4 separate regions of the Mus musculus genome follow, and regions 2, 3 and 4 are each linked to region 1. The links are chromatin loops, found by intact Hi-C in ENCODE. Cell type or tissue: heart. All regions are shown on one strand. Region 1 holds the start of Bzw1 (basic leucine zipper and W2 domains 1). Region 2 holds the start of Tyw5 (tRNA-yW synthesizing protein 5). Region 3 overlaps Aox2 (aldehyde oxidase 2). Region 4 holds the start of Ppil3 (peptidylprolyl isomerase (cyclophilin)-like 3).

The links. Peaks named below come from ENCODE experiments on the same cell type or tissue, not always from the same donor. Only the 100,000 strongest peaks of a DNase experiment are listed, where the experiment ranks them.
Region 2: it touches region 1 in a loop (5-fold over the local background); 7 of 42 quality-filtered maps call a loop at or near these places.
Region 3: it touches region 1 in a loop (3-fold over the local background); 12 of 42 quality-filtered maps call a loop at or near these places.
Region 4: a loop joins it to region 1, with 10 times the contacts of the local background. A loop is called at or near these places in 2 of 42 quality-filtered maps.

What each region holds. Positions count from the first base shown.
Region 1 is chr1:58,392,643-58,395,142 of GRCm38, reverse strand. Bzw1 (basic leucine zipper and W2 domains 1) reads right to left here and starts at 2,245. Exons shown (of 12, transcript NM_025824.4): 1 at 1,927-2,245; 2 at 868-941. The coding sequence starts at 931. In heart, a CTCF peak has its summit at 1,081; DNase peaks (open chromatin) are centred at 1,492, 2,052 and 2,342; H3K4me3 peaks cover 1,951 bases; H3K27ac peaks cover 1,508 bases.
Region 2 is chr1:57,405,210-57,407,709 of GRCm38, reverse strand. Tyw5 (tRNA-yW synthesizing protein 5) reads left to right here and starts at 1,036. Exons shown (of 8, transcript NM_001037742.2): 1 at 1,036-1,326. The coding sequence starts at 1,249. Maip1 (matrix AAA peptidase interacting protein 1) reads right to left here and starts at 1,444. Exons shown (of 5, transcript NM_001081181.3): 1 at 488-1,444. The coding sequence starts at 937. In heart, no CTCF peak of the experiment used is centred here; DNase peaks (open chromatin) are centred at 949 and 1,229; H3K4me3 peaks cover 2,454 bases; H3K27ac peaks cover 1,906 bases.
Region 3 is chr1:58,295,122-58,297,621 of GRCm38, reverse strand. Aox2 (aldehyde oxidase 2) reads right to left here. Exons shown (of 36, transcript NM_001008419.2): 10 at 1,667-1,759. The region is part of intron 2 of Gm15759 (a long non-coding RNA gene); the gene reads left to right. Among named protein-coding and RNA genes, the nearest start is that of Aox2, 18 kb to the right of the region's middle. In heart, a CTCF peak has its summit at 1,093 (motif pointing right); a DNase peak (open chromatin) is centred at 1,101.
Region 4 is chr1:58,443,718-58,446,217 of GRCm38, reverse strand. Ppil3 (peptidylprolyl isomerase (cyclophilin)-like 3) reads left to right here and starts at 732. Exons shown (of 7, transcript NM_001285827.1): 1 at 732-1,072; 2 at 1,579-1,629. The coding sequence starts at 1,627. Nif3l1 (Ngg1 interacting factor 3-like 1 (S. pombe)) reads right to left here and starts at 1,067. Exons shown (of 7, transcript NM_022988.3): 1 at 584-1,067. In heart, a CTCF peak has its summit at 964; a DNase peak (open chromatin) is centred at 767; H3K4me3 peaks cover 1,852 bases; H3K27ac peaks cover 1,554 bases.

The sequences.
Region 1 (2,500 bases):
AAGAATTAAAGATGTATGCCACCATGCCCGGCCAATGCCAGTTTTCAAAGAATACCATTTAAACTTTTTTTTGTTGCTGGGTGGTGGTGGCAGTGCACACCTTTAATCCCAGCACTTGGGATGCAGAAGCAGGCAGAATTCATTTCTGAGTTCAAGGACAGCCTGGTCTACAAAGTGAGTTCCAGGACATCCAGGGCTATACAGAGAATCTCGAAAAAAAAACAAAAAACTTTTGTTGGTGTTGGTTTTTTAAAGACAGGGTTTCTTTGTGTAGTCCTGGCTATCCTGAAACTCAGAGGAGATCTGCGAGCCTCTGATAGGAGTACTAGATTCAATCCCCAGATTGCCAGGAGCTCAGGCCTTTAATCCTAGCATTTGGAGGCCATCCTGAGCTACAATCTAAGACTCTGCTAAACCTTAAAAAAAAAAAAAATTAATGTGAATCTCATTCTATAATTCTTTAAGTTGAAATCTGATTTCTACCCACACTCTTTTCCCAGACCTATGCCATGTGAGACACTCTATAAATGAGTCACTTTCACATATCTCCACAAAGTCTAGGTGAAATCAGGGACTTTAGGAGTGCCCCCCCCCTTCTATTAGCCCTCTTTGTTCAAATTCTTCTTTAAACTATGAGCTTAAAGTCACAGGTTTTAGCCACTAAAAAAAAAAAAAGAAAAGAAAAGAAAAGAAAGAAAGAAATTTGAGAAAGCAGAGAAACACTAAGGGAGCAGTTAATCTGAAATAGAAGTTAAAGAGAAAATCAAGTTTCTATTATTTTCGGGTTAGTAACATGCAGCTACCTGACTGTGAGAGAAACCAAGATATGTCTGAAAGCTTGAGGGTGAGTTACAAATAAATAGTTACCTCTTTTTCTGGTTTTAAAACGCTGGCCTGATAGCGTTGGTTTTTGCTGCTTTTGATTATTCATAAAAGACACCCTAGAAAAAGGAGAAAGAAGGCCTTAAAAACACCCGTGCCAGTAATATTAACTTCTTAAACCAAGTATCAAACCTTAAATCAAAATTACAATTAAAGCAAGCCCAAGACGCTTTCAGTTAACAGGCAATAGAGAGGGTGCAGGTAAGTTTCCCTCTCCAGGAACCCCTTGATGTAAGTGCTGGAACTACACCTTGATAAAGCATTTTACTATCACCCTGTCTGGTGGCAAATGGCCTACCACAAACCTAACTACTCAGTCTCTCCTACACCGTTCTTTGCATCTCCCACTTTTTCTAAGTAACCCGAACTTAGAGGACTGTCGCGGTCACGAGCTATCTGTCAAAGGCCCTGAACCGCATCAGCGCTGCCCTCATTCCAAAGTGGCGCCGAGAGCCGCAGAGCCCGCTTGCACCCTTCCAAGATGCAAAACTGAGAGCTGGCCGCAAACGCTACAGCCCCAGCCGCCTCCTCCTCCCCGGGCACGTGTCTCCACATCCACACCCTTTCCCGTGCCTCCCGCCTCTCGGGGCTCGGGCGGCGGGCCCCGGAGCGCCGCAGGCCCTTCTCCACCGACCCTGTCGCCTGCGGTGGTGGCCGCCGCGCCGAGCGGACCACAGGCGCCGAGGCGCTGCGCGCCGGGGCCCCCGCCGCCCCGTACATCCGCCCGCCCTCCCGCGAAAGCAGCGGCGGAGGCGGCGGCCGCGGCGGTGGTGGCGGCGGCTGCGCCCCGCCCGCCGAACTCCCCACGCGTACATCACCCAACAGAGGCCGCGGCGGCTTTGTTACCCAGGCCGGCCGGGGCGCACACGGGGGCGCGCCGCCACCCCGGCGCCCCGCGGCCTCGCCCGCCCTCCAGAGCGGCGGCCCGGGCCACGGATCCAGGCCCCGGGTCCCGCCGGCCCCTCCGAACCGCGCCGCCACCCTCCTCCTCCTCCGGGCCACGGCGCGCCGCTCTTCCCCGGCGCTGCGCCGCGCTCGCCTCACCGAATTTAAGGCGAAGAGAAAAGAGCCAGAAATCCCCGAGCTGGCGGCAACTGCGGCGCTGTCTCCTCTGCGACCGGAACTAACGCGAGCAGGAGGGGAGGAAGAGGCGCCACCCCCGCCCCGGAGGCCTGCTATCGCGAGATTTCTACCCTGCGCCAGTTCGCACTCCCCCCTGCCGAAGGCCGCGGGGTTGCAGCTCGGGGGCACCGGCTAACACCGCGGTGGTAGGCGTCTCTGTCCCACCCTAAAGCCCCAGGCTGCCCTGACTCTTGTACCAGGGTAGCCCGTCCCCCTTCCTCCGCCGCAGCGGCCGGCCTCCCCCTCTCCGGGCGGGGATGGGAGTGGGAAGCGGCCCCTCAACGGCCGCGAGTTGGACCAGTCCGTCCCGGTCCAGCCCAGACCCCTCCTCCGGAAGCTGGAGCCCGGGGGTAGGGGGAATGCTGGGCGGCGGGCGCAGAGGCCGGGGCGTCTGTAGGGTTCTGCCTGGGTGAGGACTGCAGCCCGGCCTCCCTGCTCTGCGATGCGGTGTGCTGAGGGCAAGTCTGACCTCGGCCTGTCACCACGCCTTGCAAGG
Region 2 (2,500 bases), 990 kb after region 1:
TAGGTAGAGAATGCAGAAGGCAATTCAGATCTGTCAAACAGCTGGTAGGAAACTGCCTTTGTACCTGAAATGATATGTTATTACTTTGGCAGTGTTATCTTATTCCTCACCATAACTTACTCCATTCGATTTACTTAACAAATACTTATGAAGTGCCTACTATGTGTGCCAGGCACTGTCTTCTCTAATCTTCTAATTCTGGAAAAATCATACCCAAAGGATTAACTAATTTTAGAGTGGCACTGACAAACAGGCTTTGAACTTAGGCCTTCATCCTAGTTTCTTGAATGAACCCCTCCTCCCTGACGACCATGCGAACACACTTAGAAGCTTATTAAAGTCCTGAAGTGGCCGAAAGATTCAGTGTCTAGGTCACTACCATCGTTGGATACCACGGGTCGCAATGAAGAAACTTCATGGCTAAACACTTGATCACGGAAACGCTGAATGCACGAGGCAGAGAGGTCAGTTAGGGGAGCAAACAAACCTGCTTCGCCCCTTCAGAGAACTCAGCGATACTGAACTCTTTGTCGAAATAGGCCCAAATAAGGAAGGCGTAAATTCGAGTCCGGACCCAGTTGATGGGATTGGAAAATCCCAGAATGATCATTCTGGTTCTCTGGCGTTGCTGGGGCTGCTCCTCGGTGCTGTAGCTGCGGCTGGGACTAGCGGGTAAAGAAGCGAGGGCTGGAGGATGTTCTACCCGGCCGAGAAGGGATCTTCGGGAGCTCCAGGAACGCAACGCAGGGCTTGTCCAGGCCCGAGTGTAGCGAGGGATCGGAGCCGCGCTTGAGCCCAGGCGACGGCGGCACAGGCAGCAAATTTCAGTCAGCGTCAGCCTCACCTCGGTGCTACCGAGAGTCCGGAGTCGGGTGACCGGGCCGGGCAGCGGCCGGGAAAGCAGGGGCAGAGGTAGGAGACGGGCGGCCAGCGCCATGTTTGTGACCTTTCACCTCTGCATGCCTGTGCAGTACTGAAAGCAGGCCGGAGGGAAACCAGCTCGCCGGGGTTGGAGAAGTGGAGCCAAGGCCGCCTCGCTGCCGCCGCCTCGGGTGAGTCCTCTCATTTCGGCTGTGTTAGCCCTCAGCCCAGGCCGAAGCCCTCGGGCTCCCCGCCGTGCGCACTTCGAACCAGCCGCCGCCCTCTGGGGTCAGTCACCTACGCGGACCATTTCTTCCGGAGTAGTGTTTCCAGGGGAAATCACGCGTGGAAGAACTCGTCCAAATTCCCAGGCCTGTGAATTTCACCATGGCTGAGCAGCGTCTTCCGGTACCCCGGCTGCGGGGCGTCTCCCGGGAGCAGTTCATGGAGCATCTTTATCCACAGGTGAGGAGGCCCGCCGCGGAAAGGCAGGGGAGACACCCCGGTACCTTCTGGCGGCCCATCTGCTCTCCTGCAACCCAGAGATTGTTCGGGGGAAGAGAAGGCGCTCTGCTGTCAAGGGAGTGAGCGGAAGGGACCTGTAGCCCTGCTCGGGAATTCAAAGCCCCGGAGAGAAACGGCCCCACATTTTTGGGGAGCAGGATGACCGGAGAAAGCTGGGTGGCACGAAGCTCACTGAGAGGTCGCGCGTGTGGCTTTCTGACCTCACGTGCTCCCTTTCTATGGAGTTTTTCCTAAAGTCTAGTTCAGGATCCCTCGCCCTTCTCTTGCTTGGTCCTAACAGCCCCTGGAGTATTTCGAGATATTAGATTTTTGAAACTCGATATTTCAGTCTAATGAAGGATTGCAACAGGGAAACCAATGGAAATCGTCTCGTAGGTTTCCTCTGGTACAAGTCATTCCTTGATTTAAGCCAGAATCATAATTAAGGATTAAGCCCTTTAGTTTTGTTTTGTTGTTTTGTTTTTTCCGAGACAGGGTTTCACTGTATAGCTCTTGCTGTCCTGGAACTCACTCTGTAGACAAGGCTGGCCTCGAACTCATAAATCCGCCTGCCTCAGCCTCCGAAGTGCTGAGACTAAAGGCGTGCGCCACCACCGCCCGGCTCCCTTTAGTTTTTAAAGAAAGAAGTAGCAGAAAGCAGTTAGATTTAAGAAAAGAAAATAAGTTTGCTCTCAGGACTTTTCAAGAAAGTCCAAGTATCAGAATAACAGAGTAAGGATTCTGGCGATTATTCTAAGGGAAAAAGTCTCTGAAGTATATTAGTGGTAGTAAGATAGGATCTGTAGCTACAGCTACGCTATGCTGCTGGAGCAGCCTGAAGTGTTCCTTTGAGAAGACAGGATTACTGATGACCCTAGAAGAATTTCTAATTGAGTCAATATAAGGCAGAGTTTAAGTTTACTAAGAAGTTGTAGTTCATGTTTCAAGAGAGATGCTTTGGGCTAATACTATAGTTTGATCAGGTAAAACCATGGTTCACTAACATTGCACAAGGAGGTTAAGATGTGTCTTTTTTTACAGGTCAGTGGTGGCACATGCTTTTAATCCCAACATTCAGGAGGCAGAGGCAGGCAGATCTCTGAGTTCCAGGCCAACCTGATCTACAGAGCAAGTC
Region 3 (2,500 bases), 98 kb after region 1:
CAAACCAAACCAAACCAACCAAACCAAGCCAAATAATCTTCCCAACCGCAAACTAAAACTCAAACCCAAGGGCTGGAGAGATGTCAGTGGTTAAGAGCAGTGGCTGCTCTACCAGAGAATCTGGGTTGAATTTTCAGCAACCACGTGGTAGCTCACAACTGTCTGTACCTCCAATTCCAGGGGATCTTGTACCCTCACACAGGCATATACGCAGCAAAACATCAATGCACATGAAATAATAATAAAAAAAACCAACAACAAATACTCAAACCCTAAATGCCTGCTGTATCTCTGCAGGAGCCCAGTAGAGCTAACCTTGTTCTCTGTCAAATGATTCATTGTCCCGAGAAGACCCTGGCTCTCTTTAGGGAAAAACAAACCAGACACAACATCGTATAAACATCTTACTGCTGTTATTTAAGCCAGAAATACAGAGACCAGAGTGGATCATCACTGCCTCTTTTGGCTTTTTGTTGCTTTCTGTTTTTGAGACAGTCAGTCTCTTGTTGCCAAGGCTGACCTTGAATTCTGATCCTCCCTCTCCATCCTTCCACGTTGTTGGGATTCCAGGCATGAGGGCAGGAGCCACCATACCCTGATCCTGCTTCTGGTTTTGACACAGACAGCAGCAGCAGCAGCAGCAGCAGCAGCAACAACAACAACAACAACAAAACAACCCCATGCAGCTCAACCCTCTAGCGGGGCTCCAAAATGCCAGCTCCCTGTTCTATATAGCTCTGTCCTCACGGGAGTTCATACTCTGACCGAGGCCAGACAGGCCATCTGGGCCTTTGTTGTGGTGCTTCCATTGTTCACATTACCTCCTCAGTGTTTCTATATGGTTTTAAACTTTGACTCTATGCCTCATGGGCCCATCAGCAGTGACTTTGGGACACTTCATATTAATGCCTTTAAAAGAAAATTAGGCTGAGCCAACTGTGGATATATGAATGAACGTGTAGTTTAAAGAGACCTTTACATCAAAGGTGGGACTGTTGTAGAGATATATGACTCCTGAGGGTGCTGCCGTGAGCACAGCTGGTTCCAGACACCCCAGTGGTGCTCACACTGCTGGCCACAGGAAGTTTCCTGAGGACCACTAGAGGGTGCTCACGCCTTAGCTTTAAGCGAGTCATTGGCCACAAGTTGCACAGACTTCAGAGCCTGGCTGGCTTCCTTTGGCGGAGGGACCAAGCTGGGCAGTTAATGTGAAAAGGCAGTGGGGCTTCTGAACTGTGAGCTGGTGACCTTGTAACCTGATGCCCTTGGGCGAGCACATTTTCTTTTTGCACCGCAGGTTCTTCATCTATAGGGGAAAGATTAAGCTATGTTGAGGATTTTGAATTGTGCCTCATATAAGGGCCCCAGAGACAGGAGGGCTGAGGAAAAGTGACCCTTTCCTATGGAACAACCTATTTTCATTACTGACTTTACTGATACTTGGTATCAGAGAAAAGTCAGAAAGCGGGAAGACTGGCCAGTGCTTGGCCAAAGAGTATGGAGGGTCTCTGGCTACAACCTTGACTTTGGCCATGAGGTTTGCAGAGGAGACACACTTTCACTTCAGAAAAAGAATGCAGTATGGGCCGGAGCTAATAAGATAGGTACCTGAGGGTGATCTGCCGAGGTTAGCCATTCACTACTTCCTAGCAGGGCTGGAACTTACCTCCACTGGTTTTAGTCACCATTCTTAGATCAGGAATTCTAGCAGGAGACAGGAGGACAGGGTAAAAGTGTCCTTGAGACTTCATGGCTGGTCCTGAAGGAAAAAAATACATTTTAGAGAGAGAGAAAAAAATGCCCTTTCTTTTACATTGAACATTTCTCATAAAAACATTCAGACACAAAGCTTAAACTTTGATAATAAATATGTATGGAAGTGAAAGCAATGACCATATATATATACTCCTCTGCCCAATGTATGCATTCCCTGACTTGTACTCCTGCTATGTAGACCAATAGGAAATAAAACCGTGAGAGGCTCCTCAAACTCCCTTACACATAAGACTGGCCAGTGCTTGGCCAAAGAACCTGGAAATACTTCTAAGAATGTTTGTGGCTGAGAGTAGTGGTGCATGCCTTTGATCTCGGCACTCAGGGGCAGAGCCAGCTGAATTTGAACTCTGTGAGTTCAAGACCAGACTGGCCTGCATAGTGAGTTCCAGGCTGGTCAAAGTGACAACACTTTTTTGACTGCCTCAAAATAAGCAAAACAACAACAACAACAAACAACAAAAGACCAAACCAAAACAACAAACAAAAACAAAACACACACACACACACAAAACACCCCAAAAAACCAAACCAAACCAAAATAGAGAATGTTCATATGACTCGGTGTCAAGCACCTGCTGATCATGTGTGAGGCTCTAGGTTTGATCCACAGCATGGAAATAAAAAGACATTTATAAAACCTGGGGGCCCTGGAAATAGCTGGAGCTATTTTAACAGACTGGAGGGGCAAATCTTTCCGTGCTCATATAATGGAGTAGAACCCATG
Region 4 (2,500 bases), 51 kb before region 1:
AAAGGTTCCTCCCACCCACCATCGGTAAATAACACAATCTCGGGGGTTCACAGTGTGACCAAACATCCTGTAACAAGCTACCAACGAGACTGATGTAACTTGTGGCTTTCTTGTTATACAATAAACTTCTATTGTGAGATGACACGACCACGTCCCGGTGTTTTTCTCGGACAATGTGCTCACAGTACAGACACATTTAAAGCATTATTTGAATGGGCTGGAGCTGCCGTACAATGGAGAGATGGGAATATCCATTGTCAATCTACATGATCTTTAGCCCTCTGAACAGCCACTTGCTATTTTTCAATTACACGAGAGCTCTCTTTGCACTTGCGTGTGGTTTTTCTTTCATTTACGCATGGCTCAAGACCTTTTCCAGAATAATCAAGGGCCGCGTGGCATAGCCTTTATTCCTGGAGTCAGCACCCTCACCCCTCCTGCAGCAAGGCAGTTTTCATCTGCAACCTCTCCTTCTATATTCATGTTCCCCCGGCCCTCTGCAGTCACCACAGCCAGCCCGATGTGCACCTCCAGCGAGAAGAACAGACAGCCCCCGCGAGCCCTTCAGTGGTTCACAACTCACCAGTCGCAGAAGCTCTTTCAGTGTATCACTTCCGCTCTGCTCTGAAGCTCCTGGCTTTGTGGAAAGAGTTGGGCAGAAGTGGTCCTGTGCGTTCTGCTTCCGACTCCAGGCCGCTGTGTGAAGTTGGGCGGAAGTTGTCCTGTGCGTTCTGCTTCCGACTCCAGGCCGCTGTGTGAAGTTGGGCGGAATTGGTCCTGTGCGTTCTGCTTCCCACTCCAGGCCGCTGTATGAAGTTGCTGGGCGACAGCGGGTTCTGCTTCTTAGTGAGGTTGTGGGTAGAGCTCTCAGGGGCCGAGGGGTGAGGTGCGTGGTCCTCCGAGTCCTAGTCGGTGTGATGAGGAGAGACTGACGGGAGAGTAGGGCGTCCCCTGCGGAGGGCTCCGGGCTTCACTTCTGTGGCGCACAGACACGCCTTTGGAACCCGCAGGCATGCCGGCCCTTGTAGTTGAGGCTTTTCCGTTCCCGCAGCAGTGGTGCTGAGCGCAGTGGGTGAGTGTGGGGGAAAGGCTTTTATCCTTTTCTCCGTGCACTCAAACGCCTGCTGCGCCCCACGTTGGTGCAAATTTATTTCTTGGGATCCTCGTGGTGAACTCTCGGGCTGGAGATGGTATTCCTGGGACTTTTAAATACGATTGATAAGTTAGCAAGATGTGGCGTTTGGGAAAAAACAAAACAAAAGTGTGAAGTATAGAAATGTATTGTACAGACGTCTTAAGTAAAGTAGGTGTCCCGGGTAAAGGGAGCTCCAAGTGCCTATCTAGAGCACTAGACCTGGAGGTGGGGCTATGCCTCCCTTGCAGAAAGCCTTGAAGAAAATGAGTAAAGTAAGTGCGCACTGGGGTGGCTTGTTGCATTGGGTAGGATCAACACTTTTATGATAGGATTTTCATTTAGAGGATGCTAGTCTAAGCTTTTCGTTGTAAATCTACCATAAAGATGAACAAGTATGGTGGGAACTTGATAGGGTAAAGTGAACTAATTCCTCTCTCTTGTAGGAGATTTGAAAAATTAAACAGTGCTTCCTAGAACCATCAAGAAGGAAAATGGTGAGTATGTATCATAGAATTATTCTAACTGGGTGGTTGGTTGCTTGTTTCTAACCCCTTTGGGTTCCCTGGAGCTGGAGACACAAGCAGATGTGGGTGCTGGGAACTGAACAGGCCCTGCTGCAAAAGCAACAAGTCCTGGTACCTGCCAAGCCTGCCCTCTCAGCCGCCCATTACATGGTTTTTAATTTGTGTGTGTGTGTGTGTGTGTGTGTGTGTGTGTGTGTTTTGGTTTTTTGAGACAGGGTTTCTCTGTGTAGCCCTTGCTGTCGTGGAACTCACTCTGTAGACCAGGCTGGCCTCAAACTCAGAAATCCGCCTGTCTCTGCCTCCCAAGTGCTAGGATTAAAGGCATGTGCCTCCACGACTGGCTGTTTTTTAATTTTTAATGAATATTTTTTTGGAGGAAGTCAGACAGGATAGTGAGTGTGTAGCTCAGTGGCAGAGTGCGTTCCTAGGATAAGGAAGGAGAGGGGAAGGGAGGGGATGTGGCGAGGGAGAGACTGTGTGTACCAGTATAGAGGGAACAAAGTAGAATAAACAAGTGGACATGATCATTACAACGTTACCCTGCTGGTGTGGTCCCAGCACTCAGGAGGTAACCTTGCTCCCAGCCTCTATAGGCCGTCGCAGTCTCAGACCTTTCATTAAAAGACACAAAAGGAAATAAACGAGCAAACAGTGTGCCCTTTCCCCGCAGAGATGAGCAGCACAGGTAGAATAGCAGGGAGTGTAGCTCCTGTGTCCACTGAAGCACCCCACTCACCTCCACCCTGGCCCACTCACTGCGGGACACTGTTGTAAGAAGACAGGCACATGCATACACTAGCAAGATTTTGCTGAAAGGACCCTGATATAGCTGTCTCTTGTG